Linked DNA regions of Homo sapiens: region 1 is linked to region 2. Evidence: chromatin contacts called from ENCODE Hi-C or POLR2A ChIA-PET data. All regions are on one chromosome and are shown on one strand. The core of a region is the stretch at or near the end of the contact, and the rest is flanking DNA. Distances in the headings are between cores, read along the strand shown. Region 1 holds the start of LINC01872 (long intergenic non-protein coding RNA 1872). Region 2 has its middle 4.0 kb from the start of C19orf84.

What was found. A loop is a pair of places that touch in the nucleus more often than their neighbours do. ChIA-PET counts read pairs that join two places held with the same protein, here RNA polymerase II (POLR2A).
Region 1: POLR2A ChIA-PET joins it to region 2 with 21 read pairs in activated CD4-positive, alpha-beta memory T cell. The contact joins the promoter of LINC01872 here to the enhancer-like site in region 2. A Hi-C loop is called at or near these places in 1 of 168 maps with a recorded cell type or tissue (breast epithelium). POLR2A ChIA-PET finds 5 or more read pairs at or near these places in 1 of 52 experiments (activated CD4-positive, alpha-beta memory T cell).

Annotation. Positions count from the first base shown.
Region 1 is chr19:51,269,017-51,273,063 of GRCh38, reverse strand. LINC01872 (long intergenic non-protein coding RNA 1872) reads right to left here and starts at 1,798. Exons shown (of 3, transcript NR_136526.1): 1 at 1,492-1,798. LOC107985327 (a long non-coding RNA gene) reads left to right here and starts at 1,897. Exons shown (of 4, transcript XR_007067309.1): 1 at 1,897-2,045; 2 at 2,820-2,901. It overlaps SIGLECL1 (SIGLEC family like 1), which reads right to left. Exons shown (of 6, transcript NM_001385465.1): 6 at 3,734-4,047.
Region 2 is chr19:51,392,422-51,396,715 of GRCh38, reverse strand. It overlaps the pseudogene NIFKP6. Among named protein-coding and RNA genes, the nearest start is that of C19orf84, 4.0 kb to the right of the region's middle. RefSeq lists enhancers at 993-1,202, 2,258-2,854 and silencers at 2,143-2,282, 2,293-2,352. Within about 2 kb of position 2,420, at least 32 of the 41 ENCODE cell types and tissues checked have a DNase peak (open chromatin) inside an H3K27ac peak, as active enhancers do; they include breast epithelium, where a contact is called at or near this core.

The sequences.
Region 1 (4,047 bases), core at 549-3,048, 120 kb after region 2:
AGTGGACGGCCAGCAGTCCAAAGGCTTGGTCTTTGCCTCCCATTTTCTAGGTTTTTCTGGGCCAGGCCCTTCCCTCACTAGGGAACTGCTTCCTCATTTAAGATAGTCTAGAGTTTGCAAATTAGTGGCTTTGTGAGGTAGTTAAAATGCAGGGGGTTTTATTTAGCCTGCATTAAGAAAACTGCATACAGACTTTCTTTCATTAGTTGCAATGTTTAAAAATCAGGATCCTCACATAAAAGTCTGAACTCCCAGCTACTTTTTAATAAATTAGATCTGACAACACATGGCAGATATTAACTTTCCCCTTTAATATTGGACAATTGTTCTCCAGTCCATTGCTGCCCCTGCTCTCCCTGCTGCACTCACCTGGGAGGGGCATATAACACAGTGGTTAAGACCGTGTGCTGAGTCAGCCTGCCTGAGTTTAAGTCTGGCGCCACCATTTGCCAGCTGTGTGACTGTGGGCAAATTACTTCCCCTCTCTGGGTTTCCCGTTTCCTCACTTATAACATGTAGATTTTAACAGGATTCATCTGACAGAATTGTTGGGAGCATTAAATGATTAAATGAATGAATGCATGTAAAACCCTCAGAACAGAGGCCAGCACAAAATAAGTGCTAGGCAACTGTTTATCATTCACATCACCTGCCTGGTTCCCTCAGCATTTAATTTGTGACCGCTCTTGACTCATCTCTTTTCTCAGTGATGTTTTGATTCAAGAACCAGCCCTCTGCTTTTCCATTCTGATCGCTGCCTCTCTTAAAAAAACGACTCCCTCCTTACATCAAGATGCTACTCAGGCTTCCAGATAACAAATCCTATCTCTGCATCATAACCCACTTTTGCTTTTTTTTCACTATCAAAATCCTTCCTCCTCCTCCTTTAATTTACAACCTCGAATCAAAGGTTGGGAAGAGCTCTGGGCTGGTTCCAACTGGGGCTTTGCCAGTAACTCGTTGGATAGCTCTGGGCAAGTTCTGTCCCCTTTCTGCTTCCCCCTCTTTTTCCTCCTCGGTAGAATGGGAGGGTTACTGCAGACTATGTAAGGGTCCTTCAGATTCAAAAACTCTGATCTCTCACATCTGTAATCCCAGCACTTTGGGAGGCTGAGGTGGGAGGATCGCTTGAGCCCAGAAGTTTGAGACCAGCCTGGGCAACACAGCGACACCCTGTCTCTACAAAACAATTTAAAAAATTAGCCCGGCATTGTGGGTGCAGCTACTCTGGAAGCTGAGGTGGGAGGACTGCTTGAGCCTGGGAGGTCGAGGCTGCAGTGAGCTGAGATTGTGCCACTGAACTCCAGCCTGGGTGACAGAGCAAGACACTGTCTCAAATTAAATAGATGAATAAAATAATGAAATAAAAATAAAATTCTGATCTCTTTCCAGTCTCACTTCCTTCTCCAGGCCCTGGTGTGTGCGTGAGTTTTCTTCACAGGTGATCTCTTTTCCCTCCCCCTAAATTATCACTTCTTTTTCCATATTTACCTCCCAGTCTCAGGGTCCAAGGAGCTCCAGCCTGGTCCTTCCTCAGCACTATTTCCTTAAAAACCGAATGTCCTCCTGAATTTTTGCATCAAGCGGGTTTGTTTGACTTCCTATTACTGTTTTCAATGACTCCGGATGCGCCCGATGAACTGACTGACACGTGGAATAACCGTGTACACAAACACGGAGTGCCTCACGGGGAAGTGACTAAGGCAGAGGAAGGCTAACGGATTCGCTGAACTGGGAGTCCCCTGAGGCCTCGCCAACCTCCTTGCACGGGGATACCAATCCCTTGAAGCCCCGCCCCGCAAGCTCGCGCGGGTTTGTCCAGAGCCAATCAGGGCCTGACCCTTCTCGCGGGAGCTGCTGGGATGCGCAGCCGCATAAGAGAGCGCGCGGGTCTCCAGAGCCTGAGCTAGTCAGAAGCAACAGTTGCTACTGCGTCCCCCGGACATTGGGAGAATCGTTTTCCTTGGGCAGCTGGTTCCAGACCCCCACCAGTCCTCTAGACTCCAGGCCAATCAGTTGCTAAGGGACGTTCCTCTCTCAACCTGGTATGTGCGGGAAGTCAAGGCATTAACTAAGGCACAAAATGACTAGTGCTGGACCCCAGGGCTGGTCAGAAGGCACCCTGTGTACTCATTGTTTCCTGTCCTGCACGCGAGGCCCCTATCACCGAGAAAACAAGACACACGATGAAGCCCAGCCTCTCTATTCCCATTCCCAAACCCATCTCTGACCTATCTCCAACCCGATCCCTATCCTCTCTCCTATTCCTTTTCTACATTTTTTTCTCTTCTTTCCCAACACTGGCACTCTCCCTCTCCCCAGCCTTGTCTGCCTCTCCCTCCCAAACAGAGGATGTATCTTTAGTAGAAGCAAACACCAAACCTGTTACATAGAGGCTTCTATCCTCAACTCAAAACCTCTGCTGCCCAGGATTCTCACACAGCTCCACTGGATGTGATTCTCAAACAATCTGCACTTTCCAGAATTACAAAGCATAAGAGGAAATAACCCTCCATAAGTGAGGACAAAACCTAAACTTCCCACTAGAGCCCTGGAAGGCCTGCAAGTTCTGGCCCTTCAGGAGCTCATCCCTCAGTCAATTCCAGTCACAGCGGCCTGCTCTGGGCTCCTGAACTCACCAAACTGTTCTCATGTCAGAGCTTAGGATCTACTGCTCCCTCTGTCTAGCCAGCTCCTAATAATCCTATAGGTCTCAAGGCAAGTGTCACTTTCTCTGAGAGGCCTTCTCTGACTCTGTAATCCAACCTAGCTTCCTTTCCTGTGCTTTCTCATAGTATTCTGTCCTGTTTTCTTTCTAGCACTTATCAACATTTTAAGCTATAAATTCGTCTGCATTTCTTCATCGTCTGTCTATGTAGACCATGACTCCACGGAGGCAGGGTGAGTGTCTTACTTCTTCCCCTCATTATCTGGCACATGGTGGCACATCTGATATTTCTGTGAAATGTGAACTGCCTGTGAGAGGTGCTTATACATGTGGGGGCTAACGTAAACGTCCACCCTGAGTATAAGATGACCATCTAGCTGGTGCTACAGGATCACTGTATTTACCCACAAATATTGCCCCAGGGAAGAGATGACCCTCTTTCCACCTACTGAAAACTACTAGCATCTGGCCAGGCACGGTGGCTCACTCCTGTAATCCCAGTACTTTGGGCGGCCGGGGTAGGTGGATCACCTGAGGTCAGGAGTTTGAGACCAGCCTGGCCAACATGGTGAAACCCTGTCTCTACTAAAACTATAAAAAATTAGCTGGGTGTGATGGTGTGTGCCTGTAATCCCAGCTACTCGGGAGGCTGAGGCAGGAGAATCACTTGAACCCGGGAGGCAGAGGTTGCAGTGAGCCGAGATTGCACCATTGTACTCCAGCTTGGGCAACAAGAGCAAAACTCCATCTCAAAAAAAAAAAAAATCTACTAGCATCTGGCTAGAAAGGAGGTTGTCATCCATTCTGAGAGGAACAATACATAGTTGTGGTTCATTCTAATGCCAGAATCCCTTTCCCATTCCTTGCATGCCTGCCTTTCAATCTGGCCAAGAACTATTGCGATAACCTCCTAACTAGCATCTTTACCTCCAGCCTTACCCATTCTAAATATATCATATGTGGGGTCAGGGTACGGAAATGATTTTTCTGTCTATATCTGGTCACTCTACTTGCTTGCTTCAAACCTTAAAACAGCTTATAATTAATTAAATCATTTGACAAACATTCTTGAGATCTTATTGTATTTTAGGCATCATTCTGGGTGCTGGTGATAAAAGTAGAAAACAAGGCAGACAAAGTCCCTGTTCTCTTGGAACTTACATTCTAAGGGAGTCAGGATAAGGTCCTACAAGATAAAGCTCCAAAGCTCCAATGAATCTTGGCATTCAGGGCCCATCGTCATGTTTTTTCTCACCTGCATCTCTGAACAGTACTTTTCACCCATTCTCCACCCAGATATGGGTCATGTGATGTTCAAAGGATGGGGAATGAAAGATCTTGTCCAAAGATAGACAGCCACCAAGCACTGAAGTTGGGAT
Region 2 (4,294 bases), core at 1,171-3,670:
TAATATTTTTATGAGAGTGGACTTTGTGTTTTACTAGGTACAATGAAATGCAACCCTTGACAAGACTTTCAGAGGTAAAATGCACTGTTTGGTCAAGTTAAGGAAAGCAATCTGTAATTTTGGATTGCCTGCCTTTGGCTGAAATACAAGGGTGCATACCAGCTTGCAGTGGCTTGACTGACATTGCCTCTTTGTCCTGGCCTCTAGTTTTCTTTTGATATTTCACAGCTCTCCTTAGTTACTCTACCTAGATGGAAAGTTGACCACTAACTGCAGGTTTAAGTACTAAACTGCAGCCTTTTTCTATCACCAGCAGTTAAAGACCACCAATCTGGTTTGTCCATCTACATGGTTTGTCAGGGACATTTAACTCATGAGAGTGCTTTAGATTTCAACATCAGATGGTTGAAGCTGGAAGGCAAATTATATGTAGTGTGAGAAGGCAGTTCCAGTTTTTTGTTTTGTTTTGTTTTGAGATGGAGTCTTGCTCTGTCCCCCTGGCTGGAGTGCAATGGCGCGATCTCAGCTCACTGCAACCTCCGCCTCTTGGGTTCAAGTGATTATCCTGCCTCAGCCTCCCCAGTAGCTGATTTTTAGTAGAGACGGGGTTTCACCATGTTGGTGAGGCTGGTCTCGAACTCCTGACCTCGTGATCCACCCACCTTGGCCTTCCAAAGTGCTGGGATTACAGGCGTGAGCCACCGCGCCTGGCCCAGCAGTTCCAGTTTTAGCACAGATTTGCTTATGTATTAGTTCAAATCTTAATAGAGATTCAAAAACGACTTCTTTTTTTTTTTTTACCAATTTGTTAAATTAGTTTTCGTTGGGCTAGCATGGATTCATAACCACCATTTTATACTAGTATCACCAGTGAGGAATTGTATTTCAAGGATCAAACAATAACCAGCAAATAAACTTTTTTCTACAAAAAAAAAAAAAAAAAAAGCATAGATGCCCACGTGCCATGGGGCTTAATGAGAACAAGCTCCATGCCGAGCCCTTTACGTACACTGCCATGTTCGAATGTCATAGCAACTCTGAGACAAGTGTTCTTGGCCAGCTCCCGAGTGAAACTGAAGCTCAGAGAGGCTAAGCAAATTACCCAAGGTGACTCAGCTTTTCAGGGGCAGAGCAGTATGTGACATCAGTCAAGCATGTCAGTTGGACTCCACGCCCATGATCTCAACACCTTCCTGTACTTCCTCTCATTGTGGCAATGAACAGCTAGGGCTTAGGCCGGGCGCTGTGGTTCACGCCTGTAATCCCAGCAATTTGGGAGGCCAAGGCGGGTGGATCACTTGAGGTCAGGAGTTTGAGACCAGCCTGGCCAACGTGGTGAAACCCCGTCTCTACTGAAAATACAATAATTAGCCAGTCCTGGTGGCAGGCACCTGTAATCCCAGCTACTCGGGAGGCTGAGGCAGGAGGCTCGCTTGAACTCGGGAGGCGGAGGTTGCAGTGAGCCGAGATCGCATCACTGCACTCCAGCCTGGGCGACAGAGCGAGACTCAGTTTCAAAAAAAAAAAAACACACAACAACAAAGGTGACACCCGAACCTTGACGCCTCGACAATAACAACAACAAAGGTGATCCCCGAACCTTGACACCTCGACAGGGCTGAGAGGGGAGAAGCTGGGTGAGGGCCTCTAAATCTGGGGAGATTTCAAGGAAGGGAGGCAAAGATGACCTCCTGGACCTAAAAGAGGAGAAAGGACATGAGGGTAGGAGAGGCACTGAGAGGCCCCCCTTGCCCTTGGAAGGGTCCCAAGTAGATGGGGTGGAATGAATGGGAAAGAGCAGGGACCCCAGAATCTCCAGGGACGGAAGGGGGTTCGGGGAGGAGGGGGATTTTAGGAAATCTGTAAGCCCCTACGAAATGGGGAGACCCCGAAGGTCGAATCTTGGAACTTTGAAGGTCTAAAGCCGGTAGGGATAGGGAGTGGAGAGTGAAAGGAAGGGTCTGGTTCTAAGCGGTGGATGGGGCAATGGGGCTCCCCAGTGGGCCAAGGAGATGCCGAGAGGGATTCTCCCCTCAACAACCCAGTCCCCTCTCTCCCTCCAAGCTCCGCTCAGCATCTCCAGGCCTGGGCCGGGTCTCCCGGATGCTACCGGAACCTACCCGCACATGCGCAGACAAAAGCCTCAGCAAAAATGCCTGAAGGCGCAGAAAGGCGCTCGCCAACCAGAGGGAGAAGGCGAGGCGCGCGGGGTCCGCAGGGTGGGGATTCAAAAGCGGCGCGAGTTCTCTGGCCAATCAGAGCCGAGAATAGTGGCTCGCGACGCTTAACAAGTGGGCGGGACTCTAACCAATCGCCGCTGCGTTCCCCTACAAATCGGAAGTCTCGCTTCCCCTTAAGCAGAAGTTGGTTGGCCAGTTTTCAGAACTAGCCTGTCAATTTTGGAAGCTGAGTAAAGGGCATTTCCTTAGCGACACAAGGTCCCGCCTCCAGTCTCCTAGCGCCGCAGGGGCACGGGGGACGGGACAGAAAAAGCCTTAAAGGGCGAGGTACGTGGTAAGCGGTCAGACCCTGGTTTCCAAATGGCGTCAGATCCTGATCTTAGTAATAGGAGAAGCAATAAAAGAACAAGCTAGAACAATCCCATGACGCTAGACTTGAGCAGTGAGCGCCATCTGCCTCTGGGATTTAAAGTAACCGAATGGATAGACCCAGACTTGAAATCTGAAGATCTGGGTTCTCATCAGTCTCCAGGAAAGAAAAGCAAGCCAGATCTCTTGGCAAAAATCTTATTCCGGCCACTCAGTGCCACTAACATCGTCCAGCATAGGGCGATCCTGTTGCCTGGGACTTCTCCTCCTTAAAATGCAATGTTGTGGGCCAGGCACGGGGGCCTATCCCAGTAATCCCAGCACTCAAGGTAGGAGGATTACGTGGGGCCAGGAGTTCGAGACCAGCCTGGCCAACATGGGGAAACCCCATCTCTACTAAAAATACAAAAATTAGCTGGACATGGACATGGTGGCACATGCCTGTAATCCCAGCTACTTGGGAGGCTGAGCCAGGAGAATCGCTCGAACCCAGGAGGCGGAGGTTGCAGTGGGCGGAGATCGTGCCATTGCACTCCAGCCTGGGCGACAGAACAAGACTGTCTTAAATAAATAAATAAATAAATAAATAAATAAATAAATAAATAAAAATTTTAAAATACCCTGTAATCCTAGCACTTTGGAAGGCCGAGGTGGGAAGATTGCTTGAGGCCAGGAGTTTAACACCAACTGGCCAACATAGAGAGACCTCTTCTCTATTAAAATAAATACATAATTTTTTAAAATGTGGATTAAATTAGTTCATATTATTCATTAAAATAGATCTCCAGTCTTGCCAACATAGTAAAGCCCCATCTTTACTAAAAATACAAAAATTAGCGGGGCGTGGTGGCAGGCGCCTGTAATCCCAGCTACTCAGGGGGCTGAGGCAGGAGAATCGCTTGAACCCGGGAGGTGGAGGTTGCAGTGCACTGAGATAGCACCACTGCACTCCAGCCTAGGTGACAGAGGGAGACCCTGTCTCAAAAAAAAAAAAAAGACCTTCATTTTACAAAATAATTTAGAACTCCCCCAACTCTCAAGGTTGTGAAAAACAAGGAAAGACTTAGAGAGTGCTGCAGATTAGAGAAGACTAACGAGAGAGGATGACTAAATCCAATGTGGTAGTCCAGATTGGATCCAGGACCAGAAACAAAGGACATTAGTGTAAAAACTGGTAAAATCCAAATAAAGCCTGCAGTTTACCTAATAGTCCTGTCAGTTTCTTAGTTGTGACTAATGTACCATGTACATTACATGACAATGTAAGATGGCAACATTAGGGGAACTCCTGTCTGGAGTAAATGAGAACTCTCTGTATTATCTTTGTAACTTTTCTCTAAGTATAAAAGTATTCCAGGCCAAGCATGGTGGCTCATGACTGTAATCTCTTGGTACTTTGGGAGGCCAAAACAGGAGGATCTCTTGAACCCAGGAGTTTGAGACCAGCCTGGACAACATTCTGAGACCCTGTCTCTACAAAATAAGGCACCCCGTGTGGTAGTGTGTGCCTGTGGTCCCAGCTACTTGGGAGGCTGAGGTAGGAGGATGGTTTGGGCCCAGGAGGTTGAGGCTGCAGTGAGCCATGATCACACCACTGCACTCCAGCCTGGGTGACAGAGGGGGACCCTGTCTCAAAAAAAACACACGCAAAAAGTATTGCAACATAAAGCATTTATTTAAAAATATAAATACCTATGCCACTCCTCTTAGCTGATTATTTTCCAGTCCCTGAATCACTACATTTG